Regions from separate parts of the Mus musculus genome. Here all the other regions are linked to region 3. The links are chromatin loops, found by intact Hi-C in ENCODE. Cell type or tissue: heart. All regions are shown on one strand. Each heading gives the region's core, and the rest is flanking DNA. Links, peaks and the distances in the headings are about the cores only.

Region 1 (6,126 bases), core at 445-5,444, 1.4 Mb after region 3:
TCTCAGTGTCTTCATGCCCTAGGCATTGACTGGTATCTGTTACAATGAAGAAAAAATAATTTATGTGGCTCTAATATTTGCTTTAAAGTACAATGAATAACAGCGAGTGTCTAGCTCGATGGCAAATAGAGGCATTCATTCTCTATTTAGTTTAAATGAAAGGTTTAAGTTAGAGCTCATAACTAGAAACTAGCATTGGTCAACACAGTAAAGTCTTTATCAGTTGCTAGTATTTGCTCATTGGGAGGTTTATGTAAGAACTCAGTTTACAGGTGTTTGCTGGGAAGTTCCTTTGCGGCGTTACTTTGGAGAACTACAGAGAAAATGTTCTGCCAGCCACCTGCCATCTTCCAGGTCTCAGGCCACCCTGTTTCCTCTCTTTCTTTCTGACCATGAGGGCTTTTGAACTTGTTATTTTAAACATTGTTGTTGTTGTTGTTCTCACCGTTGGGTGTTTTATATTCATGTGTCTGCATTTTGTGCATGCCTGATGCCTGCAAAGGCCATATCCTCAGGAACTGGAATCACAGAGTGACCATGTGGGTGTTGGGATTTGAACCTGGGTCCTCTGGAAAGGCATCCTTGCTAACTGCCAAGCAGTCTTCCCAGCCCTTGGAGTTGTCATTTTTTTAACCCAAACATAAACATTTACACTGGAAATTTGCTTGGAAAGTTGTTGAGATCATTTGCAGAACTCTGTTTAGCACAGACTTTGTTGTTGTTGTTGTTGTTGTTGTTGTTAAAGTTATTGATAGCATGATTTTGATCGTCTCTAGCCGGGCTTTCTAGAACTGCGTTCTTGACAGTTGAAAGGTTTGGAAAGGATATTTTCTGAAAGGTTGTACGGCAGTTCGTTGATCTGAGTGACTTTCTTGTGAGTAAAGTCATATAGAATAAAGGACAAGGGCAGTTTCTGACATCTACGCTGAGCACACAGCAAGTGTCAGCAGATCAAGTTTAGAACAAACCTTCAAGCGTTCAGGAATGAGGACAGGCCACATAAGGCAAAGTTGACGGGGAGGAGGTTACGACCTCCTTTTAGGGGCATTGAACTTAGGTATAACTAAGAGTAAACCTCGGCAGGCATTGCGACACACGACATCACAGATTCCTGTGGCGGAGCTCCTTTCATGGGGATGGACAGGAAAAGGTCAATAGGAAGTGGTGAACTTCCTGGTCCACTTTGACTTATTCCATGACCAAATGGGTCTGTTGCTTGGTAGAAGGAATGACTGAGATCATTTGTAGCATGCAGGGAGAGAAAGTCTGATTCCCCAGGGTGGATACCAGCTCTACTTAGGGGTGATTCTAACTTGTCACAACCCAAATATTTGAACCTGGCTTAGTTAAATAAAGACCCTGGTATATTACCAGGTTTCAGTTCTTGTTTGTGTGTGTGTGTGTGTGTGTGTGCATGTGTGCCTTGCACATAACTCTAAAATCATCGAGTCACTAACCTAGCTTAGGATTAGGGTGTCTTGCTCACCAGTAATGAATATAACTGAGGTACACTGTCTGCTTCATAAGTGTAGGACAGAGAGTAGTGGGTCATATGGCAGTTCAAAGGGTACAGGACGTTTTGTCTTCATTTTCTGAGGTTGCACTAAGATGGGACTCAAGCTTTAGAATAAACAAGTTCCCAGGGAATTTGTGGACATCCCCCAAGCCCTTCTCCTTTGCAATATGAGCAGTGTTTATACATCCTAGGGTGGATTCCAGCTGGTTTATAATATCAGCTCCAAGCTGCCCTGGCTCCAAGCTGGCTGAAGCTCAGATAGAAAGAAAGGTCTTCACGGAGTTAGTGGGGCTGGGGGCTGGGGGGTGAAGTGGGGGGATGGGGAGTGGGGAGGTGGTGGGAGGCGGAGTGGGGATGAGGAACCAGGTCCAAGTCACATGTTCTGGCTCTCCTAATTCCACCATAGCTCACTAGGCTGAGTTAAGTACTGTTCAATGTCATGTGCCACATAGGCATGTTAGTGTCACTGGCAGCCCGAGAGGAACTGTGTATTATTGTCACAGGAAGACAAGTTTTAAGAACGAGAAACCACATACGAACTAAGCACTCCTCCAGATGCAACAGTACTTTTTATTTGTTTAGAATTTTTTTTTTTTTTACTATGTGTCTGTGTCTGTGGCTATGTGTGATTATTTGTTTATATGTGTGTATCTGTGATTATGTGTCCATGTGTGTATGTGTCTGGGGGGGAGGGGGGGATATGAGCACTGGAATGTGGATGCCCTTGAAAGCCAGAGGCATTGGCTGCCCCAAAGCTGGCAATACAGTTGGTTGTAAGCAGCCCCTCAGGTGCTATGAACTAAACTTGGGTTCTCTGGAAGAACAGTTGTGAAAACTTTCTTCCTGTTGAGCCATCTCTCCAGCCCCATGGAGCAGTACTCTTAAACAGAGTGAATATATGTCCTGGGACTTGGATTTTGTTGTTGTTGTTGTTCATTTGTTTGTTTGTTTGGGTTTTTTTGTTGTTGTTTTGTTTTTGGTGACATGGGATTTTTTCAATGCAAAAAGGCAGGATGCCTGTTATCCCACTGGTACGGAGATTGCTTGGTAACTTGATAGGCTGTTCCATGTTGTTTCCCCAGGATTTATTTGGTACTTGCTAACCTGTTCTTAAAGCATATGCACATTGTACACTGGATACAAAAATAACAGTTTTGGTCTTTTCTGTCTGTGGGTAAAACGGGTTGTGCTATTTATTAATTCCTTGCTGCCCTCTAGTGGTCAGATTGAAAAGTAGTTTGGGTTTTAGCTCCCCTGCCTTGAGGGGTTTGTTTTAATTTTGAGACAAGGTCTCTTTGTGCAGCTCAGGTTAGTCCGGAGCTCTGAGGTCTTCTCACTTTGCTCTTCCAAGTGTCGGGATAATGGGTGTGTGCTACCATGCCTGGCTGAGCCTTTACTCCTGCAGCCGATAAAATTCTAAGGTTCAGAGGCCCTCAACAAATGAACCAATTTGTATAACTCAAACCAAGAGATTGATAGTGGCTAATGAGCACAAGCGCTTTTAGTACCCTTAAATTCAGTCTTTTGAGATAAGTGAGGAAGAAGGTTTTAATTTCCACATAGGCTAGTCTTTCCTGCAAGGTGACTATGTGAAGGCGTTTGGAATCCCTTATGATGTGTATTTTATGTAGAGAAAAGTATTTTCTTCATAAGTACATATTCAAGAATTTCCCTGAGGAAAATACAACCCTCAGCAAGAGAACCAGGACATTTCTAGCACCACCGTTTGGGTGGATTTTGTACTTCATATGTGTGGTGTGTTCACTTCAAGTTGTCATCTTGACATAGCCTGGTGTCATGTGGGAGGAAATCGCTGTGGGTGTATTTTACCCCAGCAAAAGGGAAATGACATTAAGTCTTCCCACAGTGCTTTAATGCTGAAATACCTTATTTCTTTTCAATCTGGACAACACAGAAACTAACAATTAAATGAAGAAACACCAGACATCCCAAGTCCCTCTTCCCATTTTGTTATTTCCCTCTTCTATGACGGTAGCTAAGGTGCGTGATAATGTTTGTGTGGGTGTAAGAGGATATACCCACAAGGTGCATGCATGTATGTGTGAGCACATACACACAGACACACACACACACAAACACACACTCAAACACCTAACACAGCCTATGCCTTTGTCACTGTCCTTCCAGCATTTGTTGTGAACACTGTTCATTTATGAGAGCCATAACACAGTACTCCATCCTAAACAGAGATGTGTCTTCAGAGCCTTAGTCCTGTTTTGTGTTTTGGTGGTGTGCAATGGTGGTCTTAGTAGGTAGGTTGTAGTGGAAGGTGGTGGAGGTGGCCGTTCGTCGGCTCCTGTGCTGCTGAGGATATTGGATCCTAGCCAACACTTTTCTCTTTCCCTACAGCCTTGGCATTATATATGGCTTTGTGGCTAACCAGCAGACCAGGACTCGGATCAAAGGGACCCAGAAACTGGCAAAGAGCAATTTCAGAGACTTTCAAACACTCCTGACTGAAACACCAAAGGTAAAAACCTACAGCCTGCGCATTCCATGGCGCTTTGTGTGAGCTGCTCTGAGTACCTGTGTGTGCGTTTAGCAGCACAGCCAAGCCTTTTAACAAGTCAGTGAACCCACGTGGAAAGCCATTGCCCTTTAATGATGCAGATGAAGAAACATAACCAGAGAGTTCAAAAAGCATGGAAATGTGGTTTCCATAGCTTTAAGATATAGGTGTCTTATTTTGCTCTATTTTATTTAGGCATAACAAAAATCACTGCACATATACAAGTACCTAACAATTTTAAGTGTCTCACTGTGGGTTGCTTTGTTTTTTGTTTGTTTGTTGTTGTTGACATTGTTGGATGGATGCTCTTGCCTTTGTTTGGTGCGTATAGTTAACCCCTTATCATTTACATAGCTACTATTAAGATAGAATTCACTAGCTTTATGCACACCTGATTATTATTATCTGTGTAGGTGTGTCAGTCTATTTAGGAAGGACTTTCTTCTCTCTCTCTCACACACACACATACATACACACACATCTCTCTAACACACACACACACACACACACACACACACACACACACACACACGCACACACCATGTCACTTTGGAAGACAGCAAACAGAATGGCTGAAGGCAGTGATGGGCAAGCCTGTTTTGTCCTCATCCGAGGAGTGTGTTGATGTATCGCCGATACAGAATATGACTTGGAAAGTACCTGAGCAGGAACCGGCCTAAGCGTGTGAAGCTCATGGGTATTGGCATTGGTGGGGAGTCTCCCCAAAACCATGGATCCTTGAACAAGGTGTGGCCTTCTGAGTTGACTCTGTCCTTAAAATGCTGTGCATCAAGTGTGTCAAGAAGCTGGAAGTAAAAGGCAGAGGCATTTGGGAGGGGGAGAATAGAGAGCTTAACCCTGCCTGGCTTTGCAGGTCGCACTGGTAGAACTACCTTTCTCCCACCATGTAAACAAAAGCTCATGCTTGTCATGTGACATCTTAAAGATTCCACAGAACCCCCCCGCCCCCCCCCAATGCCAAAAGTAACAACAGTGCCCCTGAATACTAGGCTGTCTCTCATCCTTTTATAAAGAGAGTAAATTCCTCGGGCTTTGGGGAAACTTAACCTGGTTGGACATATGCGAAGACCTCTAACAAACAGAAGTTTTACAGATAATTGAACAGGCAACTGACAGACAGAATATAGCTGTCTCCAAACAGAACAAGACGTTTCACGTCTGGTAATCAGGGAAATGAAAATTTAAACTCTGAGTTGTGTTCCCTGGGAAGGTTGGCAACCCTAGAAGAATGTTAACCCAGCCTCGCAGAGAAGCAGGCCACCATAGATAAGAAGATAAGTACTCCTTAAGACCACTCAGGAATAGTCAATATCGTGGACTCACGCATCAAAACTTTAGAAGGTCTTCTTGTTCATTGTTTCTTGAGTCTGGGCTGTCTCTGTGACCTGTTTATGACCAGAAGAGCACAGTGGACATGACCTTGGGCTAGTCGGAAACATCTAGGAGCCTTGCATCGAGTACCTATCAGCCTCTCCTTGATGGTGATCCTAAGGATATCTTGGGAAGATACCCAGGCTGGTCACTAAGAAGATGCAAGAACGTATGGAGAGAGACAGACCCACCTCTGATCATGCATTCAGTCCTCACCATGAGCCGTCTAGCTGGTCCACAGAACCGTGAGACATAAGACATGGCCACAGCTAGTAAGTTTATAATAAGTAAGCACAAGAGATAAGTTTGTAATAGGCGGTAAAACGTGGGAGTACCAGATGAGCGTTCACCACCTCTTAGCTATTTCTTTTTCAAAGTGCTCAGAGTTAATATATATATATTTTAATCTTAAGTCTTAAATGCTATCTTTGTATAATGACTTTGCACCTCAAAGGGCAGATGCCATGTAACTTTCTTTTCCAGCAAATTGACTATGTAGTGGAGCAGTACACCAACACCAAGAACAAGGCATTCTCAGACCTGGATGGTGAGTAGCAATAAAAGATGGTTTGCACTTTTGTTGTTAAGGCTCAGAAGATGCCTTAGCTGCCTCCCTCCTATAAAGCACAGACCAAAAGAGGAAGCAACTAAAGGTAGGAGGAAGACGGGACGAGCTGTAGAACTACTG
Region 2 (6,126 bases), core at 646-5,645, 1.1 Mb after region 3:
CCCAAAAATGCTGTCCAAATCTGTGCCAAATCTAATATACCATAAAACTGCATTTGCGTGTTACAGACTAAAGATGGGTGCATCTTGCATTTTTTTCTCTTTGTTTGAAAAGAGCTAAATATCCTTGAACGTTCATTGTATTTATTTCTGTGTCTATTTCACTGTAGATAGAAGGGGTGATATATCTGGACCAGATCCGAGGTTGAGATGATAATGATATGAGATTCCATCCTGCTGTCTAAGGTTTTAATTGGATTAAAAAAATAAATAAATCCATTCTGAGATGGAGACGGCACCTTGGCCGTGTTCTTGCACTACAAAAATGATAAGGTTTCCAATGATTATGTCAGCTTCTGGGGTATCCAGAGATGAAACCTGGAACCAGTCATGCCAAAGGACCTTGAGGCTTCAAGCCTGACCTGCCCCGGCCAGATGGCCATACCACTAGAGTGTGGTCGCTAACCGAGGGTTTTAAGATTCAGGCTTTTATAGTGAAGATACGTAACTGCACCAGAATAGGAGGAGAAGAAAATGCTGCTTTCCAGGAACTGTTCTCGTTCCAGTGACTGCTTTCCCTCCAGGGGAAGGAGAATGCCTGGACCCTGATCAGTGGAATCTATTTAGGAATTTCATGATGGAGAAGTGAAGAAACCTTATCATCTTTGAGTCGCTAAAAGTCCGGGTTTCTTATTAAAATAATGCTTCAGTGAACAGTGGTAACCAATACAACTTCAAAGCTCCCTAGCACCTGGTTTTATGAATGCTGTGCCCACAATAAAGTACCTGTAAACACACACTCACACACAAACATACACACACACACACACACACACACACACACACCAATACCTGCATACCAGAGGCCTCCTTGTAAAACAAACACCCAGCACACCTATATCATCTCCATATTAGATAGACACAAAGTGTTACAAAAGACAAAGGCATGCAGTGATGAGATTGTTAGCATGGCCTCTGTTTCTTTTTCTATTAGAATGAAAAGTAAGATCTGTTTCCCTGCTCCGTTGCCTCACCCCTAAATTGGACACGTATCTGTGCAAATGAGGCAGCTCAGCTGTGAGTCCAGGCAGCTCTTGTGCTATCACGAGTACAGAACACTCAACAAATAAAGCATATGCTACCAAGTAGTAGACTGGCACCCTTGAGAGAAGGTGGTATCTCTTCCAGTCTTAGCAATCCTGGAGCCTCAGACACCAAAGGCTTAGGGGCTAGAATGACAGACAGAGGCTTATAGCTCCAATCCCTGAGAATGAGAGGCTTTAGAAGCCATGGACATGAGCCTCTAGGTGCGCGATGTGACAGTTTAATGTCTGGGCCTAGGTTGCCAGAGGCCCAGGACCTGGAATTATTGTAATCCTCAGCTCTCCCAAAGCCAAGCCTCACCCCCGCCCAAGGTGGGGTTTCTATGTGTATCCCTAGCTGTCCTGACACTTGCTCTGTAGACCAGGCTGGTCTTAACTCAGAGATCTGTCTGTCGGTCCCAGCCTCCGCCTCTGCCTCTGCCTCTCTGCCTCTCTGCCTCTCTGCCTCTCTGCCTCTCTGCCTCTCTGCCTCTCTGCCTCTCTGCCTCTCTGCCTCTCTGCCTCTCTGCCTCTCTGCCTCTCTGCCTCTGCCTCTGCCTCTGCCTCTCTACTTCTCTGCCTCTCTGCCTCTCTGCCTCTCTGCCTCTCTGCCTCTCTGCCTCTCTGCCTCTCTGCCTCTCTGCCTCTCTGCCTCTCTGCCTCTCTGCCCCTCCTCTGCCTCTCTGCCTCTCTTCTGCCTCTCTGCCTCTCTGCCTCTCTCTCTGCCTCTCTCTCTGCCTCTCTGCCCCTCCTCTGCCTCTCTGCCTCTCTGCCTCTCTGCCTGTCTGCCTCTCTCTCTGCCTCTCTCTCTGCCTCTCTGCCTGTCTGCCTGTCTGCCCCTGCCCCTGCCCCTGCCCCCAAAGTGCAGGAATTACAGGTCTGCATGGCCACTGCCCATCCCTCTGCTCCTACAAGGAGCTAGTGCCTGCTTCAATCAGTGCCAGCTAATATCACAGCCTCCAAGCCCTGTGTATTGGAACCCTTACCCTTTTTTAACAGTGAGTAATGTTACAACTTCTGATCCTTGGATGTTGGAACTCTTGACCCTTAAGTCTTCCAGAACTCTGGAACTCTTCCAGCAACTGGGTACTGCAGTCCCTGGCTTTGGGTCACTTCCTTGTCAGATGACACTGAGTCTAGACAGCCTGGGTACTTTTTGCCTACAGCAATGAATCAAACATGCAACCTCTACTACCCTAACTCTTTAAACTCTCAGCTGAGATGTTTTCAGTGTCTGTACTTCATGTAACCTCAAGAGTCGCATCAGGTTTTGAGTTCGAAGCAATGATTATTACCTGCTTGTTGCAATGAAGGCACCTCATCCCCATATCCCAAGGCTCCCTCTCTGTGAGTGGTATAAAAGAGCCACACCTGCATATGCAGGGAGTTTCTGGTGCCACTGGAGAGGATCTCTCAAAATATGAATCTGAGGTCTTAACTCCATGCTGCTTCTTCCTCTTTAAGTCAGGGAGGGAAATCTAACCTGCTATAGGTACCTGAGTTTGCTTTGGGATGAAACAGGAAGAGTCCTAGATTCTTTTCCCTTGGAGTACAAATGAATATCTCCTTTCTTAAGACAAACTGGAGTCGATAACCTAGAGCTCTGTCCCTACCTCTGTAACATAGTTGCAGTGACCCTGTGAGGTCTCCTGGCTTCAAACCTCCCTTTAGATTCCACACTTGTCTGATAGTGTGAGCTGATCTTTGCTCCAAAGCCTTAACCATGCAGAAACATAAAAAATATTATTTCTTAACTCATCTCCTCTAGGTGAAGGTAATAATGGGCCAAATTAATAACTTAAAGATTGACTCAACAAGAATTAAATAAGAAATACATTTGGCTATCTCTAGTCTCTGCAGTTTGTTGTTGTTGTCGTCATCAGAAACACCAGTATTGTGTTCTACCAAAAGATCTCCAATTATTAGAACCTTAAAACTGACCCATCAGGCTTTTAAGAGCAGTGGTGGTGTCATGAGCAGAAATCAGTAACAGATGCAGTTTCTCTAGGAGGAGGATCTTCTGCAGCTTCACCTGGCAGATTGATGTCTGGCTGTGTGGGTTGGGCATGGCCTCAGAGTTTAAGTAAATATAAATCGTTCTCACTTTGTGATTTTCCAAAATGGCATATACCTGCATCCCTGACACCAGGACCCACTGCAGACCTCCTGAATTGGCATCTCTAAGATCCTGTTGCCCCAAAAATCCATATTCTTAGAGCCTCAGCTCCTGAACTAAGAGGTAACCAAGTTTGACTGCAATTGCATCAACATCCCTCATAACGCAGAAAATCCAGTTCTAGGAAGGGTTCTGGCGCCACCTAGACGCGGCACTTGGTTTTGCAACATCTCAGTGCCACCTACAGTTAAGCAGATGCTGATGGTGTATGTAAACCTGGAGCATTTGCTTTTCAGCAGCCACTGCCTTCGCTTGGACTCTTTAGGATGTCCTTGAATGTCATCTTGGGAAGGTCTCATAACTTTCCAACTTTTGATCAAAAGTCCTGATCCATTCAAAACCTGAAATGTAAAATACAAATACTACCCAACTGGTTACATTAAGGATTGGAATGGGAGTTCAGAACATGGGTTCCTCCTAGGCCATCTACCTCTGACCTTTCACATTTGGCAGGAGAGATGTAGTCTGCTAGGAATCACCAGTTTTGATCTCTGTGCCCCCCCCGAGTCTCCTGGGGCTGCTGAAGTGGGAATATAGAGATTTTTCTGGGGAAGGTGGTGCATGAGGGATGCTTTCCATTCACCTTGTGGCAAGACAGGGATACAGAGCTGATTTTTCTAAGGATTCCATCTTGACACTCTCCACCAAGGATCATTAGCAAATACCCATAGTTCCTTTGGGCTCTGTCAGTGGGCTTCTCATCACCCCACTTTCTGAGAAGGGTGTCTCTGACTTCAACAGAGGCTTAATGGAGCCCCTCCACTCTTGCCTCCTCCTATCCCTTCTGCTTCCTCGTGGGCTACAGATCCCTTTTCTGCATCTTCTGGGCCATTCCCTTCGAAAGATAGGTTCCTTCATCGATTCCTCAAAGATGTAGGGAACTGAAGAACAGACCTTTCCTGATGGTACAAAAGGCTCCAGCTGACCTCTCACCTCCAGAAGGACAGAGGCCAAGACCCTGGGAATCTGTGTGATCTCTGATGTGCACCTCCAGAAATGTGCCATGCTCTTCCAAGGACTCCCAACCACTGTGCACTCTACCCAGTGCAGTATCAGACAGCTGCAGGTTCTGTGATACCCCAGCAAGGAGTGAGCTGGCAGGCTGGCCCTCCTGCAGCCCGTTCTAGCCCTGGGTGTATTTTCATCTATCTCCTTTCACACCCATTACAACTGATGATCAGCAAACATGTTTCTAATTTTCCTTGCAGTTTGGTACCATCATGACAATGCTCAGGCATGTGAGCGAGAGTCTTCTAGACTTGGAAGGGCGCCCTGGTCAATGTTTTTCTTTCCCCAATGACAATTTCATGAAAAAGACAAAATAAGTTTTCAGCCATGCCTTCTTCCTTCCTAATTCAGACATGGTAGCAGGAGCAGCTGTAGTAGCTATTCTTCAGCCATGGAGAAAATTCTAAAAATAACTTTACAGATGACAGCTCTGAAGCTGCGGAGCATCTCAGTCAATTCTCGGTTGTGTGATAAAATTCTAATCTCTGCTAGTTTATCCATTTTTATCAGTTTTTTAAGGTTTGGTAGTTATGAGCACAGGTAAGTGAAATAAATAATTCTCTATTTACAAAATTAAAGTAAAATTCATAAGGATATTGAAAGAAAGAACCTAATAAGACACAATATGTCTTCATTTGGATTTATTCTTGTGAAGAGACACCATGCCCAAGGCAACTCTTATAAAGGAAACATTTCATTGGAGTTGGCTTACAGTTCACAGGTTCAGACCATTGTCATCATGGTAGGAAGCATGGCAGCATGCAGGCAGACATGGTGCTGGAGGAACTGAGAGTTCTACAGCTGAATCTACAAGCAGAAAGAAGAGACAGTGAGCCACTGGGTCTACCTTGAGCTTCTAAGACCTCAAAGCCTACCCTCAGTGACACACTCCCCCCAACAAGGCCACACCTATTTCAACAAGGCCACCCCTCCTAACAGTCCCTCTTCTTATAAACCTATGAGGGCCATTTTTATTCAAACCACTACTCAATATAAAAAAAATCACTTTAAAGCTAGTAAATATCTAATAAAGTTTAGATCCGCAAAAGATAAATTTATCATCTTTCTATTTAATTCTGTGCACCACACAGAATTTGGTGAACTATATCTTAGCCAACTATTGCCTCAGCTATGCTAATTGTCTGCTCTTCTTTTTATATCTCATTGACAGCTCCAACATCAGTAAGTGACAGAGACCTAGATCCTAGACTTGAGTCAGTATGTCTGTTTGGGTGGTGGTTTGAATAAGAATGGCCCCTTTAGTCTCATATATTTGAATACTAAATTCCTAGTTGGTGGACTGTTTAGGACAGATTAGGAGGTGTGGCTTTTTTGGAAGAGGTGTGTCACTGGTGAGTGGGCTTGGAAGTTCAAAAACCCACAGCAGGCCCTGCCTTGCTCTCTGCCTCCATTTTGTGGTAGAATGAACTCCCTCAGCTACTATTCCAACACCCTGCCTGTCTGCCTGCCTCCATGCTTCCTGCCATGATAAGCATGGACCAAACTCCTGAAACTTGAAGCAAGCCACCAATTAAATGTTTTCGTTTATAAGCACCTTGATCTTAGTGTTGCTTCCCAACCATCAAACAATGACTAAGACAATCTGTCTTCCTGTGTTCAGCACACACCTGACTCTCCACACCGTTATGTTCTCTCTGTATTTCTTCCTGTCCCACCCACTTTACTGAATTGTAACTCTTAGTTTGCAGAAGAAGCAATGGTCATGGAAAGGATGCATTGTTAAATAGTTTCCCATGAAAAGACTTGTTCAGTTAATGTCTTAGAATATGATCTTATTTGAGAAGGCAATGTAATCGAGTGCAGATTTGGTCATATTCAAGTAGAATGGGTTAATATCCAATC
Region 3 (6,126 bases), core at 628-5,627:
TTGCAACGAGTCAAGGTTTTTGGCTTCTGTGACATCATCAATATTGGATCCGCACTGGGACTCCTGGCTATCCGGTTGTTGCCCCGTGTAGTAGAGATGCAGAAACCTTTGGATCAGCAAGACTAGCCCTTTCACGCATCCCAACTCTTCATAGATGATACAGCTTTGGGGTAGTTCAACTCAGAGCCCTGCATCTGGGGCTGGGTTGTACCCAAGGTAGTCAGCTTTTGGGCTCTCCCTTATCCACAACACCAGGGCATGTTCTCCAGCACGGCCCCAGCTAGGTTACCCAATACTGGCAGAGTCAGTTCTAGAATTATTAATTTTTTTTAGTGTGTGTGTGTTTATCTGTCTGTCTATCAGAGTATATATTAAGTGAGTTCAGTGCCTTCAGGGGCCAGAAGAAGGCTCCAGATCCCCCAGGAGCCAGTGTTACAGAAGGGTGTGAGCAACTTGATGTGGATTCTGGGAATCGAACTTGAGTTCTCTGGAAAAGTCCCAAGTGCTCTTACCTGATGAGCCATCTCTCCCACTCCTGTGGAGGTTCCCTAAGTTTAGACACAAGTTGATCCCCAGTACTGTCTTCTGTTGGAGAAATATGATTTATTCAGTTTCTCCTCATTTAATTATTTGTCCTCAGTTATGTATTGTTCATTTTTCTTGCTGGCTGATGAACAATAGCAGACCTTATTTATCTGCACCCTGATGTTAATGAATACTGACTTATTGATTGACACTTTCTTTTACTTGTGAGTCTCAGGAGTGACAATGCCTGGTGACTACTGTGGGTCATGGTGTACTGAGGAGTCACTGTTCTAACTCCTCACCATTTACTCCATCCTCACGATGACCCTATTGAATAGGCATTGTTAGCTCCCATTTTACAGATGAGAAAACAGGTGCAATGAGGTACGACTATATATATGAATGACTGGTAAAACCTGCCCTACTAGGACAGTTTCACCTTCTCTCATTAGCCTTTCTGGGGTTTGTCCTTTGAGGAATCCTTTGGACTGTGGGACATCAAAGTGCTTTAAATCCACACATAAGTTTAAACAGCTGACAGGCAGCTCTACTGCTGTCTGCTGATCCAGGTGCTGGGGGACTCATCACAACCTAGGTTAAGGGCCAGGCTCTACTGCCCAGCACTGACCCAACTTGATAGTGGGATGTGTTGGCCCCCTGCCTCCCCTGCCTCCCTGTTTCTTTTCCTGGGTTTCCTGCCCTCAGACCTTCTATCTCAATTCAGTTCGCCTGCAACCTTTATCTTTCCTGTTCCTCTTTGGAGGGTGGTGGCAATGTAAACTATCTTAAAACTCTACAACTGTCTTTGTTAAGTTTGCTAATATTGAATTCCTGTCTCATCAGACTGCAAGATCTTGTCAGCAGAGAGTGCTTCATCAGTCATGTGGTGGTTCATAGCTGTTTAGTCTAGAAAGAGAGAGATCATGGGTCTGTAAATGACCCACAGGCTAGGCACTGGAGGCTCATGGTCTCCCTAATGAGCTTTCTGTTTAATCTCCTTGAATCTACAATAACCCTAGATAGCAGAACCTATTTCACACATGAGGAAGAAGGTAAGAGAGGTTAGGCTGCAGAGTCACATGGCTTTGGGAAGGAAGTACATCAATTTTGAGCTCTAGACTGATTCCCAAGAATCTTCTGTTGAATTACCAAGGAACCATGGACAAGTCTTCTGGGAGAATACAGGCTTGAGGGAATGCAGAAAGAGGAGGAAGACTCAGGTGGCAAAGACCACATCATAAAATGCACTTAGCTAGTAGTTTTATCTTGTAGTTTACAGGGCACACTGGACCACTGAAACCAAGTCCTTCAATGGAGGAATGGATTCAGAAAATTGCTACGCACACTCCAGTGAAGTTTGCTTGGCAGGCCGAGAGGCCTGGAAGCACTCATGAGGCAAAGAGTTTCACAGAAACTCACCTCCTGGAGCTTTGGCGTTCTCATTAACCCGTATACTCATACCCTATCCCCGTGTTAGTCTGGTGTATAGATCCACGTGCTCTCTTTTAGTATTATTTTATTATAAGTGCTTTTAAAGATTGAATTCTGACATAGTTAAGCCTTTGCCAGTGTTCCAATGTCCTAGAAAATGCTTGAAGCTGAGCTTGGAATCCGGTATGAATGCAGTAAGGAAGTTACCTATTCAGTAACTAATTAAGCATTACAAAAGACAGAACCAGCAGCTCAGAGCTGGTCTGCAGAGTATTTACTAAGGACAGTAGCAAATCTCACCCAAACAAGGGAATGCCATGAAAGAGCCAGGGAATCCCACTGAGATAGAAATCTTTAGTACTGGCTACATTGCATATTAGAAGCAAGTTGGTGAATTCTGACAAATGGAGATTCTCCACAGATACTTAAAAGTTACACTCACACAAGAAATTATCAGGGCCCAGGATAGGGGGGTTGTGGTATTGCAGTATTCATGAGGAGGTCTGCTAAAGTAGAACCCCTGGAGGTGGGCTTAACAATAGACTAGCTTTACACCTGGCTCCCTTCTCAGTGGCAGTGACCTGGTCCCTGCCTTCTTTTGATGTATACATTCATTTTGTATTATGTCACTGTAACTTGGTGGATTGTATCTCGTCTGGTTTCTTGCTATTCTTCTGTATAAAAAGTTTGATGCTTGACTTGACAAATTACATTCAGATTCTACACAATCTCCTGTGTTGATCTGTCTGTCATTCGCCAACTCCTTGCCCATCTGCACCCAGAGGGTCTGCGGCAGAAAATGTGGCACATTTACACAGTAGAGTACTACTCAGCTATTAAAAACAATGACTTCATGAAACTCTTAGGCAAATGGATAGAACTAGAAAATATCCTGAGTGAGGTAACCCAGTCACAAAAGGACACACATGGTATGCACCCACTGATAAGTGGATATTAGCCCAAAAGCTTGAAATACCCAAAATACAATTCACAGACCACATGCAGCTCAAGAAGAAGGAAGACCAAAGTGTTGATGCTTCGCTCCTCCTTAGAAGGGGGAACAAAATACTCACAGGAGGAAATATGGAGACAATGTGTGAAGGAAAAGCCATCCAGAGACTGCCCCACCTGGGAATCCATCCCACATACAGTTACCAAACCCAGACACTATTGTGGATGCCAAGAAGTGCTTGCTGACAGGAGCTTGATATAGCTGTCTCCTGAGAGGCTCTGCCAGAGCCTGACAAATACAGAGGTGAATGCTCAGAGCCAACCATTGGACTGAGCACCGGGTCTCCAATGGAGGAGTTAGAGAAGGGACCGAAAGAGCTGAAGAGGTTTGCAACCCCATAGGAAGAACAACAGTATCAATCAACTAGATCTCCCCAGAGCTCCCAGAGACTAAACCACCAACCAAAGAGTACACATGGAGGGACCCATGGCTCTAGCTGCATATGTAGCAGAGGATGGCCTTGTCAGGTATCAATAAGAGAAGAGGCCCTTGGTCCTGTGAAGTCTCAATGGCCCTGTGTAGGGGAATGCCAGGGCAGGGAGGCAGGCAGGAGTGGGTGGGTGGGTGGGGAACACCCTCATAGAAGCAGGGGGAGGTGGGGGCAGGGGTTTTTCTAGGGCAGAGAACTGGGAAAGGGGATAACATTTGAAATGTAAATAAAGAAAATATCCAATAAAAAGGAGAAGAAAAAAAGAAAAGAAAAGAAAAGAGCATTTTGAAGGCAGTATGCAGTTTGAAACAATTCCACAAGGGGGCAGGCGTCGGCAACAGATGCACATAGGTGCTGGGCAACTCCGTAAGGAACAAGGCTCCTTAGACTCAGACTCTGTGCAGACATAGGATGACAAGCCACCTGCCAGTGCTGGAGACCACTGCTGTGCATGCTGCCGCCTTCTTGTTCATGTACCTCCCCCTCCCTCATCCTTCATGTTTACTTCTTTCACCGAAATGAAAATTGGTTGACTACAGAGCAGACACTTCCTAAACCTCTCAAGGTAGGTGCTTCTAAATGAGCTGTTCACAGCCTGTGGGTGGCAGCCCATTCGGGGTTGCACATTAGGTATCCTGCACAACAGATATTTACACTATGATTCATAACAACAGAAAAATTACAATTGTGAAGTAGCAACGAAAATAATTTTATGGCTGGGGTCACCACAACAGGAGGATTTGTATTCAAGGGTCACAGCCACTGCTCTAAGCCATCGCTCGAGCAGGCCCTTAAAGTCCCTGAAAGAGAAACACAACACAGCACAGACAACGGGAGTAGCCTCCATGTTAGCACATATCTTAGCCCCAGGGAAAGACCTGGTCCCCTACTATTTGTATCAGCACCCCTGGTATAGGTTCTGTCACTCTCCATACTTAGAAAATGGTAAGTGACCCTAGCTTAGGCCCACTTAACATTTATTGAGTACTTACTATGTGTCAAGCTTGTGTCCACCCTGAGATTCTCGAGAAAAAAAAATTCAGTTCCACAATTTTGAACCAAATTTAAAGCAAGCTTTAATTAAATGCTGGCCAGGTAGAGGACTCTGGCCAGGTCTACTCCTGGGTTCCCAGGGAATGGCCACAAGTTACATTTTTCAAGGACTTAAAAAGGCAAAACCCACAATTCATTGCATTTCCCATTAGTTCCAAACCAGGGGCTAACATATATCCTGACATATTTTCCTGCCTATGTGACTTCTGCCTACATCCAATCAAATACATCTGGTATAAAAAAAATTAAGTAAACTTGTTCAGGGGAGTCAAAATGCATGGCTTGTTAATTCCCAAGAACTACAGCTTCCAGTATTCCAGAAAGTTATCTTGACCTTGCATAAGTGGGGCCTACAGGTAAACTCCGACTCTTACACTTGGTACTGGGAAATCTAGCAGAAATCTCTCCTCTACCTTCTCCTCTCTTCCCCTCCCCCTCCCCATCTTCCCCTCTATCTCCTATTTTATCATATGTGTAAGGACGCTTTGTGAAGTAATATCATACACTTAGATTCCAGGAATCAGGCCCCTTACATATTGGGGGCCTTATTTTATCTTACAGTAGACATGGATGAATATACAGGGACACCTCCAAGTAAAGGTTAGCAAATACTGCCTTATGTCACAGCTGCCTCCTTAAAGGCCTTTTTGGGACTCTGCACTCTTTTGGGACCTTTGTGGATAAGGTTTAGGCAGAGGAAGACTTCAGTATCTGAAAGTGAAATCACTTACTAGTAAGTGTAGGCCATGTCATGAGATCCCCTTTCGGGGAACTGGTGACCTGGAGTTAAACCTGGAAGTTAAGGGTGCAAAGAGCTGATCTGTCCACACGAAGGTTTGAGAAGACTTAGAGTAATGGCTGCACTCAGCTTTGCTGAGGTGGATCAAGGCTGTGCACACTTGGCATGCTCATGATTTATCCGGAGGGTTTCATTTTTGCCATGCAACTTTTCTGTTATTTGGAAATTTGTGTGTGTGTGTTCACGCACAGGCACATCATATGTGCTTCAAAGAAATGACGGACTCCTGCTGGCTAAAATTTTTCTTCCTGCTCCCCTCCTCTCCCCGGTTAAGGGAAGGCTGATTTCTCTATCTGTATCTTGAGTGACAGAGAGGAGCACCCATGGTGATAAGTGACACAGACACAGGCAAGCTGGAGAGCAAACCTGAGCCAAACATCGGGGGAGCCTGGGTCTTCCTCTCACTTTAACCCAGGAGTCCTTACCGTGACCCTTGGATCCACAAACACTATACATTGGCCTTGAAAGAGCCAGCTAGAATTCCAGTCAACTCTGCGTGGCTCCAAGGGAGTTCTGGAATTTGCAACACGTATGCTGGTGCCTGCTTCGGATCTGCTAATCTCAAGTCTTGCCAGGACTTCAGCATTGTATCAAGTTGATCCTTCAGGGTCAAGCTGGATAATTGTTCCCTGATGGTGGTTTGGTGTGGAGAATAGCTCTTGATGGGGTATCAAAGATCAACAAAACCAGACACTGAAGTGTTAAGGATGGATTCAGTCAGCAACAGGCTAGCATAATGGGTGAAAAACGGAACTTCATGCAGAGCTGGCTAGATATTTTCAAGGAAGGATGAAGGGGGAGGGGAATAGAGGGGGAGGGGCAGGAGAGTCTGGACAGTGACAGTTTATGAAGTGTGGGATGGAGGACTTGGTCTCT

The links. Hi-C counts contacts between places; a loop is a spot of excess contacts. Peaks named below come from ENCODE experiments on the same cell type or tissue, not always from the same donor. Only the 100,000 strongest peaks of a DNase experiment are listed, where the experiment ranks them.
Region 1: it touches region 3 in a loop (5-fold over the local background); 3 of 42 quality-filtered maps call a loop at or near these places.
Region 2: it touches region 3 in a loop (7-fold over the local background); 24 of 42 quality-filtered maps call a loop at or near these places.

What each region holds. Positions count from the first base shown.
Region 1 is chr5:44,045,379-44,051,504 of GRCm38, reverse strand. Prom1 (prominin 1) reads left to right here. Exons shown (of 28, transcript NM_001163577.1): 6 at 3,887-4,007; 7 at 5,922-5,985. Among named protein-coding and RNA genes, the nearest start is that of Prom1, 53 kb to the left of the region's middle. In heart, for the core only: a CTCF peak has its summit at 2,738 (motif pointing left); no DNase peak of the experiment used is centred there; H3K27ac peaks cover 222 bases.
Region 2 is chr5:44,281,864-44,287,989 of GRCm38, reverse strand. No RefSeq gene overlaps it. Among named protein-coding and RNA genes, the nearest start is that of Gm40296, 21 kb to the left of the region's middle. In heart, for the core only: no CTCF peak of the experiment used is centred there; no DNase peak of the experiment used is centred there.
Region 3 is chr5:45,422,073-45,428,198 of GRCm38, reverse strand. It overlaps D5Ertd615e (DNA segment, Chr 5, ERATO Doi 615, expressed), which reads left to right and starts at 3,799. Exons shown (of 6, transcript NR_131933.1): 1 at 3,799-3,963. In heart, for the core only: a CTCF peak has its summit at 3,707 (motif pointing right); no DNase peak of the experiment used is centred there.